Linked DNA regions of Mus musculus: all the other regions are linked to region 1. The links are chromatin loops, found by intact Hi-C in ENCODE. Cell type or tissue: left cerebral cortex. All regions are shown on one strand.

The links. Hi-C counts contacts between places; a loop is a spot of excess contacts. Peaks named below come from ENCODE experiments on the same cell type or tissue, not always from the same donor. Only the 100,000 strongest peaks of a DNase experiment are listed, where the experiment ranks them.
Region 2: a loop joins it to region 1, with 2.1 times the contacts of the local background. A loop is called at or near these places in 3 of 42 quality-filtered maps.
Region 3: a loop joins it to region 1, with 2.3 times the contacts of the local background. A loop is called at or near these places in 3 of 42 quality-filtered maps.

The regions. Positions count from the first base shown.
Region 1 is chr5:74,942,882-74,945,381 of GRCm38, forward strand. It overlaps Gm52779 (a long non-coding RNA gene), which reads right to left and starts at 1,406. Exons shown (of 2, transcript XR_003955748.1): 1 at 750-1,406. In left cerebral cortex, a CTCF peak has its summit at 1,337; a DNase peak (open chromatin) is centred at 1,296; H3K4me3 peaks cover 658 bases; H3K27ac peaks cover 322 bases.
Region 2 is chr5:75,069,801-75,072,300 of GRCm38, forward strand. No RefSeq gene overlaps it. Among named protein-coding and RNA genes, the nearest start is that of Gsx2, 4.6 kb to the right of the region's middle. In left cerebral cortex, no CTCF peak of the experiment used is centred here; a DNase peak (open chromatin) is centred at 1,293.
Region 3 is chr5:75,042,785-75,045,284 of GRCm38, forward strand. It overlaps Chic2 (cysteine-rich hydrophobic domain 2), which reads right to left and starts at 1,857. Exons shown (of 6, transcript NM_028850.5): 1 at 1,396-1,857. The coding sequence starts at 1,514. In left cerebral cortex, no CTCF peak of the experiment used is centred here; DNase peaks (open chromatin) are centred at 1,228 and 1,781; H3K4me3 peaks cover 2,250 bases; H3K27ac peaks cover 959 bases.

The sequences.
Region 1 (2,500 bases):
CCTCCTAACCCCCTTGTTGGAAATTTCCCTGATCTCTGCACGTTGACAGACGCCTGTGTAAATGCCCCATCAAAAGCCCTCACTGAGAACAAATGGATCAATCTCTTGACTTTGTTCTTGGCTTAGATCTCTTCTAGAGATCTGCTGGTGGTGAGAGGGTGTTGGAGATCAGAAGAGGTAGCACTCCTTCTGGAACATTCCTGGAATGTGCAGTAGCAATCCCTGTAGGCTTTCCACTGGACAGCAGACACCCAGGGTCCCCAGGGACCTGGCCCTTGAGGTAGCTTTATGTCTCTGTGACTGTATCTAACATTTCCCAAGCTGCCCATAGAAACACACACTCTGAAAAGCACACTTTCCTTGCTGGGCACAGCAGAGCCAAATACCTGTCTCTAGAGCTGTTCTGGGAAATCAAGGACTTAGAGTCACTGGAACTTGGGCTAAAGCTTAGGAATAAAAATCACACGTGGGCCAATTCCACATTCTATTGCTTTCCTTCCTGCCTGGATCAGAATCTTCCTAAGTGACACACCCTTCCTCTGACTCTTCACCCTTGCACCCCACAAACCCTAAGAAATAGGTGAGAAGCATGATTCAAATCAACCAAAAAATGAAGTCATGCCAATATTTAGTTTCTAATTGTGATTCATGGTTGTATCAAAAAAACAAACAAACAAACAAACAAAAAAACAACAACCAACCAACCAAAAAATAAACAAAAACAAACACAAACAAACAAACACCCAAACCTGTGTAAATCAAATCAAATCAGCCCACAAGCAGCGATGTCTTTCTCTTGCGGGCCTTGCAGCAGTAGATTGCCTCAACAGACCTGATCAAGCACTATAGCACTATTTGGGGGGCCACACAGTTCATCCCCAAACAACATACTGATGAGCATCATGACCCAATTATGAGGAAAGAATTCCACAAACCACAAAGAGAAAACCCTTCTCTTCCAAACGAGCGGTTGGGAAGGCAGAAGAGATCCTCTCTGTGGCTGCTGACGTGTCACTTTCTGGGGTTTTTATCTTGAGCTCAGAGCTCAATCCAAGCGGAGCTGAGAGACCTTAAACAATGAGGGCTCTTTTCTGCTTCACACCCACTCTTCCGAGCTCAGAACGGAGCAAGCGTCAGGCAAGAGTAGCAGCCTTGGATAAGTTGAGATATTTATGACACCAAAATAAAGATGTTCCCCGTTGCCGAGGCCTCGCAGTCGCACGGAGAAACCACGGAGATGGAAAGACAAGCCAAGGCTCTCTCAGCGTTTATAACCTTCCCTTTTGCCTGCCTGGCCCGCGGAGAAGTGGCAGAGACGCAATCGGACGAAAGAGGGCAGTGTTTGCTGTGGCTTTTGTCCCGCTCTTGGCTCTAGCACAATGCAAGTGAGCCAAGACAGAACTATGCCCAGCATTTCATAACACAGGAAGTGGGGAGTAGATTAGATACCGGGCGCCTCAGTCCCCACAAGGGAGCAGCGAGAGAGTCTGTAAAAAGTCACTGCTTTCCCTCTACAAAACCTAGCTATTCGGGAGGCTTTGGTTTTGGTGGGGTGTTTTGGTCGGCTTGGCCAAATTTCTCAGAGAACTTAAGAGAATGTGTAATATTTTCAAACCATCACGAGTTCGATGGATGGATCCTTTAGTTGAAACCATTCGTTTTGCAGATGGGGGCCAGATTTCTCCATTTATCATCCGTTTCGCTTTGTGCTAAGATTTTATCGCTATGTGAGGGGGCAGGCAGATTTCCCTACAGGAGGTATTTAGAGAATTTGCAGTCATTTCAAAGTAAGACACACACACACACACACACACACACACACACACACACACACACACATCATGAGGTTCTAGCAAGAGAATTCTATCCTGAGCCCTGCACGTCATCGAACTGGGAGAGATTTGATCCATGTTCTTTGGGAGGAACTATCTGGATGTATCATTGTAGTCAATGAAGGACTGAAATTCTAGCAGCTAAAAGGTGCTCATGCTGGCTGCCAACATAGCTGTCTATTCTCAGCTGACATCTTCTCTGTTGACAAGGAAGGATGCTTACTTCTTCCATGGAGTAATTCCTTCCTACAAATATGTTTGAGCTTAGCTATGTATAAGATTACTTTGGGTGTTTGTTTGAGGCAGGATCTAATAGTCACTGTTGCCCAGAATTAACCTCAAACTCCTGAAAGTCCTCCTGCCTCAGCTTCCCAAGTGCCGGGATTACAAGTGTCAGCCACTAAACCTGGCTCAATATATAAGGTTCTATTATAAGACAAAAAACAAAAAAACAAACAAAACGCAAGACAAGGACATAATGTTAGCCTTTAAGAAAGGAGGCATCAAATAAGACACAGGGCTGGATTGTAACCCATAGGTAGAATTCAAGGCCATGGGTTCAGTCCTAAGCATAGCCAAGAGCTTTTTAAAAGAAGAGTCAGACAAAACTATTAATAGTTATAATACAAGAACAGCAGAGTCCACAGGGGAAAAAGTATTCATTGCAA
Region 2 (2,500 bases), 130 kb after region 1:
CTTTGGATGTTTTTATAAAAGCTCACTAGGTGTTTTTTGGTAGATGACCAAGCTTGAAAACAAAACAAAACAAAAACAAACAAACAAAAAACAATGAGAAAGGCTGAAGAGTTTCTCAAGTACAAAGGTTCATTCTCCATTGGGTTAAAATGAAAAATAAAAGTGCAGGGTCCAGGGACTTAGACTCCTCATCTGGCATCCTTGAAAGAAAAGAAAAAAAAAATGAAAGTGGAGGAGAGAAGGAGGAGGAAGGGCAGAAAGAAAAGTGTTTTGATCCCCATAATTCCGCAGCTGTATCAGTCCAATGCTTGCAGCAGCGAGCTTGGGCTGAGGGGAGTAGGGAATTGGTGTTCGGTGAAAAACTGCCCCCTGCCTTGCCTGCCCCCCTCCCCTCCCTACCTCCCCTCCCAGTCTTTGCGAAGGCGCCTTTGCTGTAAAGAGGAGCCAGGCTGAGAAGTGCCAGAAGCACTGGAGCGGGAGCGATGGAGGGAGGGAGGGAGGTGGGGCATTTGCTTCAATTATCCGGATAATTGTCCCCACCTCAGGCCTTTGTTACTAGAACGAAACAATATTCTATTGGATACTGTCTCGGCCTTTTCCTTGGGCTCCCCGTGGTGCCTCGCACACGCTGGTCACAGAGTAGGCACTCAATAAATTCATTCCAGTGACAGACGAGCGCTTTGGGAGTGGGAGAGGGATGCCTGCTTAGAATTTGGAGGTGGGCAAATCTAAGTTAAGGTGAAGTGGGGGCGGCGGCGGGGGGAGGGTATTTGCTGCCGTCAAAATTCTGTTCCTAGGGCCAGAAGGCCCGGAGGAGACAGACAGGCAGCTTTTCCTGAAATGCTGAGCCAAACCGCTGACTCTTTTCTCAGAAGACACCCCCTCCCTTTCTCAGAGGGCTCGATTGAACTCCTGCAACTGTGTGGAGCACAAAGGGGAATTCAGGTCTCTCAAAGGCCCATCTACTCTGAATAAACACCAGGCAGAAGCAAAAGCACTTTGGGTACTGCCTCGGCACAGGGTCTGCAACCTGTTACCTCTCTGGATTGGGCCACGTCCGATTTACATTAAAAGCAACATCACTAAGGCCTTTCAGTAGCCTCTCGCTCAGCCAGTGCAGGAATGTGGGGACCGGGACCACTGCTTTCAAGGTGGGGAGGGGAGAGAGAAGGCATTTGCTAATTGCACCCTTGCCTTTAATGAGATTCTTTTCCTCCCTACTAACTCGCTTGCAGGTTACAGCCTTATCTGGGGACCCACGTTTTCCACTCTGGCTCCACATCCTGGGAACAATCGCCACTCCAGAGCCTGAATGGAAAGCGAGGGCGCCCCATTTCTGCTGAATGGCTGTCTCAGTTCATCGGACGCTGGAGGGCTTTTGATGGCCTCAATACAAGTTACGCCCAAAGAGTGTCTCTTTGGTCAGATCGACAACGCTTGGTTTCACGTTTGCAAGTTAAACGGGCCAAAACCCAGCTGAAACTCCCACGCCAGACGCCGGGCGACATTTCCCTCCACCCCGCACAGAGCAAAACTAGGGAAAGGGACTGGGCAGGGGGAGGGAAGGGGGGCTGGCAGGGAGGGGGAGTGGAGGAGAGTGGGTCCTGATTCTCAGTAGCAGTCTAGGAGTAGATGGGTGGGGGGGGGGGGGGTCGGGGTTGGTATTTTTCTTGTTTTGTATTTTTTTATTTTTTTTAATTTTGCTTTGCTGACAGCTTTACCCGCAACAACAACAATAACAAAATAAACCGAGAGCATTTTTTTCCTTGTCTTCACCTAGGTAGCTGCTTTCCCTGAAAACTCGACTCCTTCATAAAATCAAAATTTATGATTATTCAAATGTTGAGGACTGTGAAAAGAGAGGAAGAAAGAGAGAAAATTAATATTGCAGCTGTTCTTCTGATTAATGAGAGATAATTGCTCATGAAAAGTCACCCCTGTGGCATTTTGTTGTCTCCTGGATCTTTGTTCTTTTCCACTATTATTGAGGACTTTCTTGAAGACTAAGCGGTTCTTTTCAATTTTTGGGTATTCAGAAAGGGTTGCCTGGTTACAGAGAATGGGGAAATCTCGGGCTATATCGGGTAAGATGTGCCACAGACAGCAATACCACAATGCCACTCAGAGAAAAGGATGGATACAAGTTAACGATGCGCTTTCAATAAAACATTCATAGACTTGTTCACGCTTTGATAATGACCTCATTAAACGGAGCTGGGGGCAAGTAAGTCCTGTCTCCTGTTTGTGTTCGGCTAACAAAACCCAGCTTTGAGATCATTCATCGCTTTGGAAACTAATATGAAATCAATGTAACAGGAGCAAATAAATCCGAGGCAACCCAGCCGACTCCCCGGCTGCCCAGATCTGCTTGCAGCTTCAGTTGGTAACTGGAGAACGATAGAGGCCAATGCTAAACCAGGGGTTGGGGGTTGGTGGAGGATTGGAGGGGGGAGTACTTTGAAGGGGATACAGAGGGGGTCGCAAAGTGGGAGTTATGCCT
Region 3 (2,500 bases), 100 kb after region 1:
AGGTTATAACACTAAAAGCATTATGATATACATTTAAACTGTATTATTCATAATTAGCTATATTCCTTAATTAAGTTTGTGTTGACAGTTAAAACAGAGCAGTTATTATGGTGCGAAGTCCCATCTCCTTATCCAGGTACTGAAACAATGCTTATGCAGTGTTTTTACCCTGTTAAATCACCTAAATGCACACGTTAACAGGTGCGAAGACACCAAGGTGTTACATAAGCACACCCCAACAACAACAACAAGGCTAGTCAGGATGACTACACAAGGGCCGATCTTCTGAGGAGCCTCACTGTTTGACCGCCTTGCCCACAGCACGCCCCACTCACCCTACACCAAAAAACAATGACAAGCGCTCCAGACAGCTTCAGGCTCGCTGCCTTTTTCTATCAGTGATAAAGTGATATGCAAGTACAGGAAGTTTGAGCGATGACTTTTCAACTGGAGATAGCAGCTGCAAAGGAGTATCAATACCCTAAGTTGTACAAACTCCGGATTTTATCAGGGAAATGTTACAAAACTTCCTTCTTCCGGACAACTCATTATTTGCCCCAAGTCTACATTCCTTTATTAGTCACGACCTTTCAGAATGCTTTCATCCCTTATTGTTTGAATAATATTGGGACTTTTGATGTTGCTAATAAACCTTACAGGGGCCCTTATCAAAGAAGCCAACCTAGGTCCGTGTCCCAAAACAGACCGGATTACAGGAAACTCGGTACTTGTAATTCCTTGTAAACAGATGTATCCTCCTCTTTTTTTCCGTCCACCTGTATACTTCTATCATACATAATTGACAGCAACTCGAATCAGTTTTGCAGAAATTTACTCTTGAGGAACTGGGAAGCCCCTACGTGTTATGTGTGATAGACACACGACAGTGAATCTCATTTACCAACTGCCACTGGGATCTTAACACCTCAGATCTGACCTCTGAGCCATATGTCAATAGGCTGTAAGTCAGGCAGAGTCCCAAAGAATAACGGGGGTGTGGGGGGTGTTACAAAGATGGATCCCACAAGATGTGTGTGTGTGTGTGTGTGTGTGTGTGTGAGTGTGTGCACCTCTAGCCTGTACCGATGGCCCATCAGGCAGACCCTAAAGAGCCATCTTCCCGGCTGGGACCCCACACATCCCCGCGGGCCACGGGGCCTGCTCCGGGGCTGTGGGAGGGAGGGGAGGCAGTGTCTGTCCCCACTTGGGAGTCCTAAACAAATGGAAGCAGAGCAAGTTCTCACTTCCTGATCGCCGGAGCTTCCCCCAAGGCCCCCGTCCCGCGCCAGTCACCGGGGACGGGGGTTTAAGAAAAGGAGGACCCCCAGGGGTCCCAGGGCCCACCCCGCCCGCGCCTCGCCACCCGTCCTCGTCCTAGCCCTCGCAGGGCCTTACACGGTGACGTGACCGGAGCCGCGGACCACCACCGGGTCGGGCGAGTACTTGAGCAGCTGCTCCTCCAGGGCCCGCTCCTCGTCCTCCTCCTCCTCGTAGATTTCATCGAAATCCGCCATCCCGAGCCGGCGAGCCCCCCGCCCGGGGCCCTGGCTCTGGGGCGGCCGCGGGGAACGGCTGGTGAGGCGGCGGGCGCGGAGGCCGCGGAGCTGGCGCTCGGCAGTGTGGGCTCCGGCTACTGAGGAGACCTGGTCCCGGCCGCCGCCGTTGCCGCCGCCACCGCCGCCATTACCGTGGGCAGGAACAACAACACAATGTCAACATCCGCCGGGGCCGCCACCCCCGCCAGCGCCGCCGCCCGCGCCAGCGCCGCCGCCGTCGCCGCCGCAACTCCGGCAACCACAGCAACAGCCCGAGCCACCCGCAGCAGGAGCAGCCGGCTACCGCATCGCGAGACTTCCCGGGAGCGCGGGCGGGCGCGGGCGTGGGCGCGGGCGCGCGGGTGGGCGGGCGGGCGCGTTCACGCGGACGGTCTCGCGCGCTCCCGGGACGCCGGCCTCTTCCTCCGCTTCCACCCGGCGCGGCCCCGCCCTCCGGCTCCAGGGTCAGCGACCCGGAAGGCGGCGTCTGTGAGGATCGGGGGCGCTGACCCCGACTCGACTCCTAGAGCCAGGCTGGAGTAATCTGTAGCCCAAACAACGACAGCGGGCGAAGCCCCTGGCCGGACCAGAGAATCTGACTGCCGGTTTAATAAAACGTTTTTAGTCCACGATGCGAAGCAGAGTTGGTTGACTTTGCCAACTTGAGATTAACAAAGCAGTGCATTCTCTTTTTTTTTGTTGTTGTTGTTTGGTTTGGTTTGGTTTGGTTTGGTTTGGTTTGGTTTGGTTTGGTTTGGTTTGGTTTGGTTTGGTTTGGTTTGGTTTGGTTTGGTTTGGTTTTTCGAGACAGGGTTTCTCTGTGTAGCCCTGGCTGTCCTGGAACTCATTCTGTAGACCAGGCTGGCCTCGAATTCAGAAATCCCCCTGCCTCTGCCTCCCAAGTGTTGGGATTAAAGGCGTGCACCACCACTGCCCGGCAAACAGTGCTTTCCTGTCTACTGTCC